Linked DNA regions of Mus musculus: region 2 is linked to region 1. The links are chromatin contacts, found by Hi-C or POLR2A ChIA-PET in ENCODE. All regions are on one chromosome and are shown on one strand. Each heading gives the region's core, a stretch centred on a gene start or an enhancer-like site at or near the end of the contact. The rest is flanking DNA. Distances are from core to core; before and after follow the strand shown.

Evidence for each region. Hi-C counts contacts between places; a loop is a spot of excess contacts on that map. ChIA-PET counts read pairs that join two places held with the same protein, here RNA polymerase II (POLR2A).
Region 2: a map of left cerebral cortex shows a loop between it and region 1 (2.5-fold over the local background). The contact joins the enhancer-like site here to the promoter of Fezf2 in region 1. A Hi-C loop is called at or near these places in 1 of 37 maps with a recorded cell type or tissue (left cerebral cortex). POLR2A ChIA-PET finds 5 or more read pairs at or near these places in 1 of 5 experiments (embryonic stem cell).

Annotation. Positions count from the first base shown.
Region 1 is chr14:12,344,245-12,347,958 of GRCm38, forward strand. Fezf2 (Fez family zinc finger 2) reads right to left here and starts at 1,621. Exons shown (of 5, transcript NM_080433.3): 1 at 1,343-1,621; 2 at 105-994. The coding sequence starts at 941.
Region 2 is chr14:12,458,231-12,461,944 of GRCm38, forward strand. The region is part of intron 22 of Cadps (Ca2+-dependent secretion activator); the gene reads right to left. Among named protein-coding and RNA genes, the nearest start is that of Fezf2, 110 kb to the left of the region's middle. Within about 2 kb of position 1,694, at least 1 of the 3 ENCODE cell types and tissues checked has a DNase peak (open chromatin) inside an H3K27ac peak, as active enhancers do; it is left cerebral cortex, where a contact is called at or near this core.

The DNA.
Region 1 (3,714 bases), core at 371-2,870:
CGCGCAGCTATTGGGAAGCTCCTCTGCTTGAGAGAAAGGTGTACAAGGCAGCCCAAGAAAGTCAGGGGCTACTAGCTCCCTCCCCCCAGAACCGTAGGCCTCACCTTGCCGCACACTTCGCAGGTGAAGTTTTTGGGTTTGCTGTCAGTAGAGCCCCCCGGTAGTTTGCTGTGGCTCTTGACTCCCCCTCGTTCAGCTGTCAAGGCCGAGTTCTCCTTCAGCACCTGCTCCAGTGGCGCATGCAAGCGCTCCTTATGGGGATAGGAAGCTGGGTGGGGGAACTTGTCCGCAGCCAGGCTGGCCAGTTTGGCGTTCTCCAGCAGAAAAAGCTTGGGGTGAGCAGCCAGGGAAGTGGGGGCCTGTGCGTTGAGGAGGCCGGATGGGAAAAGGTGGCCTCCGAGGAGCTCCGAAGGTGGGTAAGCGGTGGAGTCCAGGTAGTTGAAGTAGTAGAGAGAGCCGCTGGCAGGCAGCCCCACAGCCTGGTTGATGACCTGCGGTTTGATGACCCTGCCGGCGGGCAGCGCAGAAGGCGCGAGGCCCAGTTCGGCCTTGCAGCACACGCCACAGTTGGTTTTGCACAAGCCGCTGGCGCCGCACACTGGGGCCCCCCCGCCGCTGCCTCCTCCTCCACCGCCGCCCGCCCGGAGGCTGCTCTTCCAGAACTCCGAGTAACTGAGCAGCGTCTTGGACGGCACCTCGTAGCCTAGAGGCTGGAGAGGGATCATACAGGGCAGCGGCGAGCAGAGGTTGAGCAGTTTCTTGCTCTGGCTGCTGTCTGCCTCTAACGCAGCAGGCCGGGGCTCGAAAGGCGCTCGGGGCTCGGACGTCTTGGCCATGATGCGCTCGATAGAGAAAGCTAGTGTTTTAGAAGTGGCCGGTGACGCTCCAGCGCGCGGGCAGGCCGGGGGCACCATGGTCTCCAGGGAAGCTGAGCTGGCCATGGCGCGCCAAGCTGGGCCAGGCTGGGCCAGGGCACAGCCTCTCTCCTCTAAGTCTGCATTCCGGAAAAGGCAGGGGGGAAACCGCAATTTAATAAGCACCTAGTCGGCCCGGTCACCCATTTGCATTCAAATGAACAGAAGCAGAACAAAGTGCACCCAAGGGTACCAAATTACCGCCCATTAACCCGGCGCGCAAAGGAACCCACCAGCTATTGCCCTGGGACTATGAAAGGGGGAAGAAGGGGGAGGCTGTACAAAGGAAAGGAGAAGGGGTAGAAGAAAGGAGTCTCAAATTAACACTCCCAGCCCTTCCCTGGACCCAGGCCTTCGCCACGCGTGCTGGGAACTGGGCACTGAAAGAGCAAAGTTAAAGAGGGCCGGAAGAACCACCTCGCTTTTACCTCTTTCCCCCACCGCCAAGGAGATGCGTTCCGAGCCATGCAGCGTGTCTCTTCTGTCACATTTTGATGGCAAACATCTTCCCCTCCGCGTGAGATCACTGTCTTTTACATTCAGCTGACATCACATGAAGTCACTTGAAGTGGAATGACATGGGCGGCGGCGCGACTCCCGTTGAGGACCCTGCGTTCCCCCGCGCCTGCCGGCCGCCGCCACCGCCCCTCAAACTTTAAAGGAGGCAACTAGCGCCCGCGCTCCCTTCGGGAAAGTGCGAGCGGTTTGCGAATCGGGAAGGAGGGAAGAGAGGGAGGGGGGAGGGGGAAGAATCGTGATGGTTTTGCCGGTGGAAGGAGGTGGGGGCCGCCCAAACCCAAACCTAGGCAGAGTTCCTTGGGTGATTCACAACTTTGGGGGGCCTACAGTTTTAGGGTACGCGGGGAAGGCGGGGTGTCCCCGACGCGCTACCTCAAAGGGCCCCTGGTGTCCGTCTAATCACCAAAGTATCCCTTAGCCCTGCGCAGCCGAACTGGGCACCGTGCTAATAAACTGCCATTTACCTACGGAGCCAGCGCCAGCCCCGAACACGCGCAAATGATAATTACCTCATTAGGATGTGGCGCATGGACGCGGGCGTCGCGTTTGGAGGGGGGAACTTGTTAATGGGGAAATATTAATTTATGCAAAAGCAACGAGCTCGCCTTGGCTGGCGTCGGAGGTCGAGAGAGAGCTCCCCGCCGCCTAAGGACGACCTCGAAGAGTCCGGGAGGGCAGGCGGCGTGCCGGGGTCCTGGGGACCTGGGGAAGGGTGGGTGCGCCTGCAGCTCTCTGGCCCACTTTTTCAGTAGGGCTGGGGGATTCTTGCCCTGAGAGGCCTAGGGCTCTTTGAGAAGCTAATCGATCCGAATTGCTGATTTGTGATCGGGTTTGAGAGGCAAAGGCAGGCTCTGCGCCTGGTTTAGGGCTGCGTGCGGGGAGGATTCGGAGGGCAGCTCTCCCGCTGTTGGGTACTTACTGTTTGTATAATTGAGAAGGTCCAATCTCCACCTGTTTAAGGAGCAGATTGAAACAGCAGAACCTCCCCTGGATCCTATTAAAACGTTTTTCCTCCTAAGGCCATTCAGTCGAACCAATTTTCCGAAGTGATTCATAGAGCTGAATTCTGCCAAGGCAGCTCTTTCACTTTTAGCCACTAAAGCACCGCGTGGAACCGGGTTTTGTGTTTTTCTAAAATAAAAAGAAGGATTATCAGAGGGGAGAAGGAGGGGGTCTGAAGGGGGGCGGGCAAAGACTTAGTGTGGCCAGAGGTACAAGCAGAGGGAAGAAAAGGCTCTTTTCTAGACAGGCCCCAAGTAAGTTCGGAGGAATTCAGCGTTTTTGTGCCGGGCGCACAAAAGCAGAGCGCTCGGCGCTGGGTTTGGAGGGGCTGAATTCATGTTTGCAGACCATTCCACCTGCGTATCACAACAAACTGCTCAAAGAAGCTCCAGCACTTTCAACAGGCCGGGTGCTCTTGGTGACAACAAAAGTGGTCGAGGCTGAGGGTTCTTATGGGGGGGGGGGGGCTAGCTAGAGAAGGAGAGAATTAGGTTTAGGGAAAAGAGGGGCTGTGCATGGGGTTTTTGAAAACTTTTGGCTGTTTTTGTTCGTCGGACAATTATATCTTGCCAGCCGGCTTTTGCAAGACCAAGAGCTTTGTAGCCGCAAAGGCAGTTTAAGAGGATTACGGTGGGTATAATATGAGCAAACAGGGTTGAGGGTTTGATAGTCAATTCCTTCTCCAGAGATATAGCATCAGCGGAGCCGGGGAAAGTGCCGGTGAAGGCAAACCCTCTTCTCCGTTTGCAGCTGAGTGTCCATCTGATCCCCGGCCCACTACTACCCATCCCAGGGAAAACTGTCCATCCAACGCCAGACGGACGAGCAAAGCTCTAGTTTGGACTGCAGCCGAACAACATCCTATCCTCGGCAAAACTCTTTCCTTCCATCCACCTATCTAGCTGTGTCTCCTCCGATGGCCATTTCAGATCAGGTGTGGATGGAGCAGGTAGAGAAAAGAAAAGTATAGCTGGGGAACGGGTGGGGGTGGGGGCCAACAGACAGAGATCTCCAAGGAGAAGTGACAGTGGAAATGGTCTATGATAGACTAATAATCTCATCCTGCCAAACTCTGAAACTGTCCTCAAATTCAGCAATTATGAGTCTGTCTCCTTAATATCCACCACCACACACACAAAGCTGAAACTTCCAGGTATCAAAGCTAGAGTCCTGCCCAACTGGAGAAGAATATTTTCACACCGCCCATTCAATTTAAGACATTCCCACGGGGGATGTAAGTCCACACCCAATGTCCCCCATCTCTATGTAAATGACAAAC
Region 2 (3,714 bases), core at 444-2,943, 110 kb after region 1:
AGAGGAGGTAAAGGGGTGCGGTGGACCAGCGCTCACGTTCATGCTGTAGTGCAGTGGATATAATTGATAATTTGTCACATTTCCCAATGGAAAGGAAAGGAGTGTGCTCATCAGAAAACACTGATCACAGTGAAAGATAGCTGACGCACTTGGTCCTCTGACCAATACACACATGAAGCCACATATTGTACAGCACCTTCTAAATGTGTGTACGTAGTAGATTGCAACCCAAAATACATTTATACAGTGTGTACATGTATGGAATTTTCAAAGAATAAAGATATTTAAGTAAAAACGAAAACTACCAAAATACTTAAGAATATAAGTGGTGCAGGGCATTAGCTGTGCCCACTTTTATTTGTAACTTACTGTCAAGGGAAGATTTCTTCAGGCAGACATTAGACACCAAATGGGAAAGGAAGGCTCACTGATTTGAATGTGTTGTAATAGTGATATATAGAAATTGAATGCCTTCCAACTGCTACTTCTAAAGACAGGAATTCATACAAGGGGTGTCAGAATGGATGGGAAACATGAAGAACTCATATAGAAGAATGATTATCCCCAGGGAATTTTGTGGAATGCTGAAGGAAAATGGATGCTTTCTTCCCCAAACTCAGACTTATTAAAATGGAAATATGCCACCACACAGAGACAGACACACATGGAAAGAAAAGGAGCCCAGATTGAGGTCTTTCTTAGAACCCTTGGGTCAAATAAATAGATTTACAGTATCATTTAATATTATAGTAGCTGCCCCGGGGAATGGAATACAGCCAGGAATAAATAATGCCTGACAGAGGCTTCTGGGAAGGCTATTTTTTCCTGTTGTTTTTTTTTTAAATACATATATGTGCATGGGAAAGGGAGAGAGAGAGAGAGAGAGAGAGAGAGAGAGAGAGAGAGAGAGAGAGAGAGAGAGAGAGAGAGAGAGAGAGAATGGTCAACCAAGGATTGCTGTCCAACGCCTTTGAAACAAACTCTCCCATTGGCTTGATGTTTACCAGTTAGATGAGAGCACTTAGCCTGCCAGTGCCATGGACTGACCCATGCTTTTCCACAGTGCTCCAGCATTTTTATGGGGATTCTAGGAACTGGACAAAAGCTCTGGGCTGGTGAAGCAGCCAGGCACCCTGACCCTTCTCCTCGGCATGGCTTTCACAGGACTGGGAGCTCCAGAGTGTGTGTGAAAATTTCATGAGCTGTTTATTTTTTTCTATAGAAAGTTTAAAATTTGTGAAAACAAATGAAATAGCGATGCTTTTATCAGTTTTTTGGTTTCTAAGGAGGTATAAAGTTCAATTGAGTGATGAATGAGAGATGGATGGTTGTATGAGGGGAGAGAGGCAGAGAGAAAGAGAGAGAGAGAGAGGGAGGGAGAGAGAGGGAGAGGGAGGGAGGGAGAGAGAGAGAGAGAGAGAGAGAGAGAGAGAGAGAGAGAGAGAGAGAGAGAGAACATGTTCAGAGATTTGAGTCAAATCAACTATATTTCTTTGGAGGGTCTGTGTCATGTACTGCTCCAAACACTGGCACTGAACATCTTGCAGAGGCTTTTGAAGGGTGTTCCATGCAGCCAAAGTCACTGGCATGGTAGAGCCCAGCCTAGCTCCGCATCTGAAAGGAGCCTTCCTGTTTAAGGGGGAATTGACAGCACTTTGGCAGAGGACTTGAGGTTCTCTTTTTGGATCTTGTAGGGAAGGAGGAAGTTTCGCCAAAGCAGCGCTGGGTGAGCTGTTTGCCTAGCAGGACTCCTGGAGGACAGGCTGCCTCTGGGCACGCTCTGCAGGGCAAAGCGGCAGCGAAGGCGCTGGCCCTGGTGAATGGCTTAGATGCCTGTCTTCCTCCACAAATAAGTCATTTAAATGTTCCCTATGGCAACTCAGCCCTGGATTATAAACTGAAAACCCTAGAATGCACGATTGCCAACCCACTATCCTCTTCTTTCAGGGAGATAGGTGTTTCACAGACCCATGACTTCCTGTGGTGGGACGATGCCTTGGGCGTGGGGGTGGGGAGAACTCAAGAGAAATGGAGCTAAATATTACTATTAAATAGAAGGGGGAAAAAAGGTACTTTCTCTTCCATGTGTCTCTGTTTAACTGGGGAATTTGCCTTTGAATTCAGTCCCTGGTGGTTCTCGGTCTTAAACACTGCCATGAAACAAATCCATGGGCGATTTCCACTGAGACATGTGTAAGCCTATATAAGCAAATGTGATCATTAAACGATACACACACTGAATAATGATCAAGGAATTAGGAGATCTTAGAGATGGCAGCCTGGAAAGTTAAAATGTCAATTCTGAGCAAATTATAAGTAGCTAGAAATGAATAACATACAAGTGTCTGCAAAAGCAACTTAATTTAAACATATTAGTGCATGGTGAGTACACAAATGGGAAGAGACTTTCGCTTTGCATACAAAATAAAAATACTCATAGTAATCAAAACAAATTGTTTCCTTGTAAAATACAGCATTTTGGCTGTGAACTTGGGCTTAAATAGACCTGTATCCTATATAGCACATATTATTAATGATTTAGTTTTAAAACGATAAAATAGGACATTTCTAGTTTTATCAGAATAATAAAGCATATTTTTAATGTTACTTATATTTTATCTGGGACACTAAAAGAGTAACAACCAGAGGTAATTTCTAAGCATAATATTTCACTATCACATATTTAAAGGAAGATTTTGCATAGCACTCAGTTACGATGCACTGCTCTGCGAGCTGCTGATAGCTATAATGAATCATTATTTTCAAAGAGAGCCCTCCAGTGACTGCTGGACAAGCAGCTAGCTATTCATGCTTTTCTGTAAGAACTCTAAGTAGATGTCTCTGGGTAGGACAAGAAGTGAGAATTAGAATCCTAGTAACTGATACACGTTAAAAATTATCCTCATCTAATCCAGGGACCTTAACGGAAAGGATTGCTTTCATTTAACTCTCTAGAGCTTGAGATTACAAAATTCTCACCTGCTCTCTCTCATGTCAATTTACGTTAGAGATATGTGTGCATCTTATTTCTACGATGGCAGTGAATATAGGTGAGGCCCTTTTCATAACATTGTTTTTAATCAAGACTGTTTCAATGTGGAAGGGATATGGTTACATCATCCCTCAAGTATTTCTGGTTTAAGCTTATGGATGGGGGTAGACTTTTAGATACAGAACATGTTCTACTTTTACAAGCCATTTGTTGCATGAATATATGAAGTACATCTGTCTTTTCCTGGTGGTCTCACATTGAAGCTCCTCTCTGTGTTTGCCCTTAGGTCTAATCCCACTCAGGGATACGGGTATTACTTGATACCTTCCTAGAGCCCAGAGTAATGTCTCCTAACCTGTTATTCATAACTGCCCAGCCTCAAACTTCCTTCTCTATGAATGTCTGTAGGCTCTTTTTTTTAAAAAAGATTTATTTATTTTATGTATATGAGTGCTCTATCTGCGTGTATGCCTGCATGTCAGAAGGGAGCATTAGAACCATCATAGATGGTTATAAGTCACCATGTGGTTACTGGGAATTGAACTCAGGACCTCTGGAAAAGCAGCTGGTGTTCTTAACTGCGGAGATATCATCTCTTTAACCTATCTCTATGAAAGTTTTAATGCCACAGATATACTATTTATCTACTTATGTATTGTATGTAGACCTACATTTTCTATATGACAACTGTAAGATCATTTACCACAGCTTTGGGACTATTA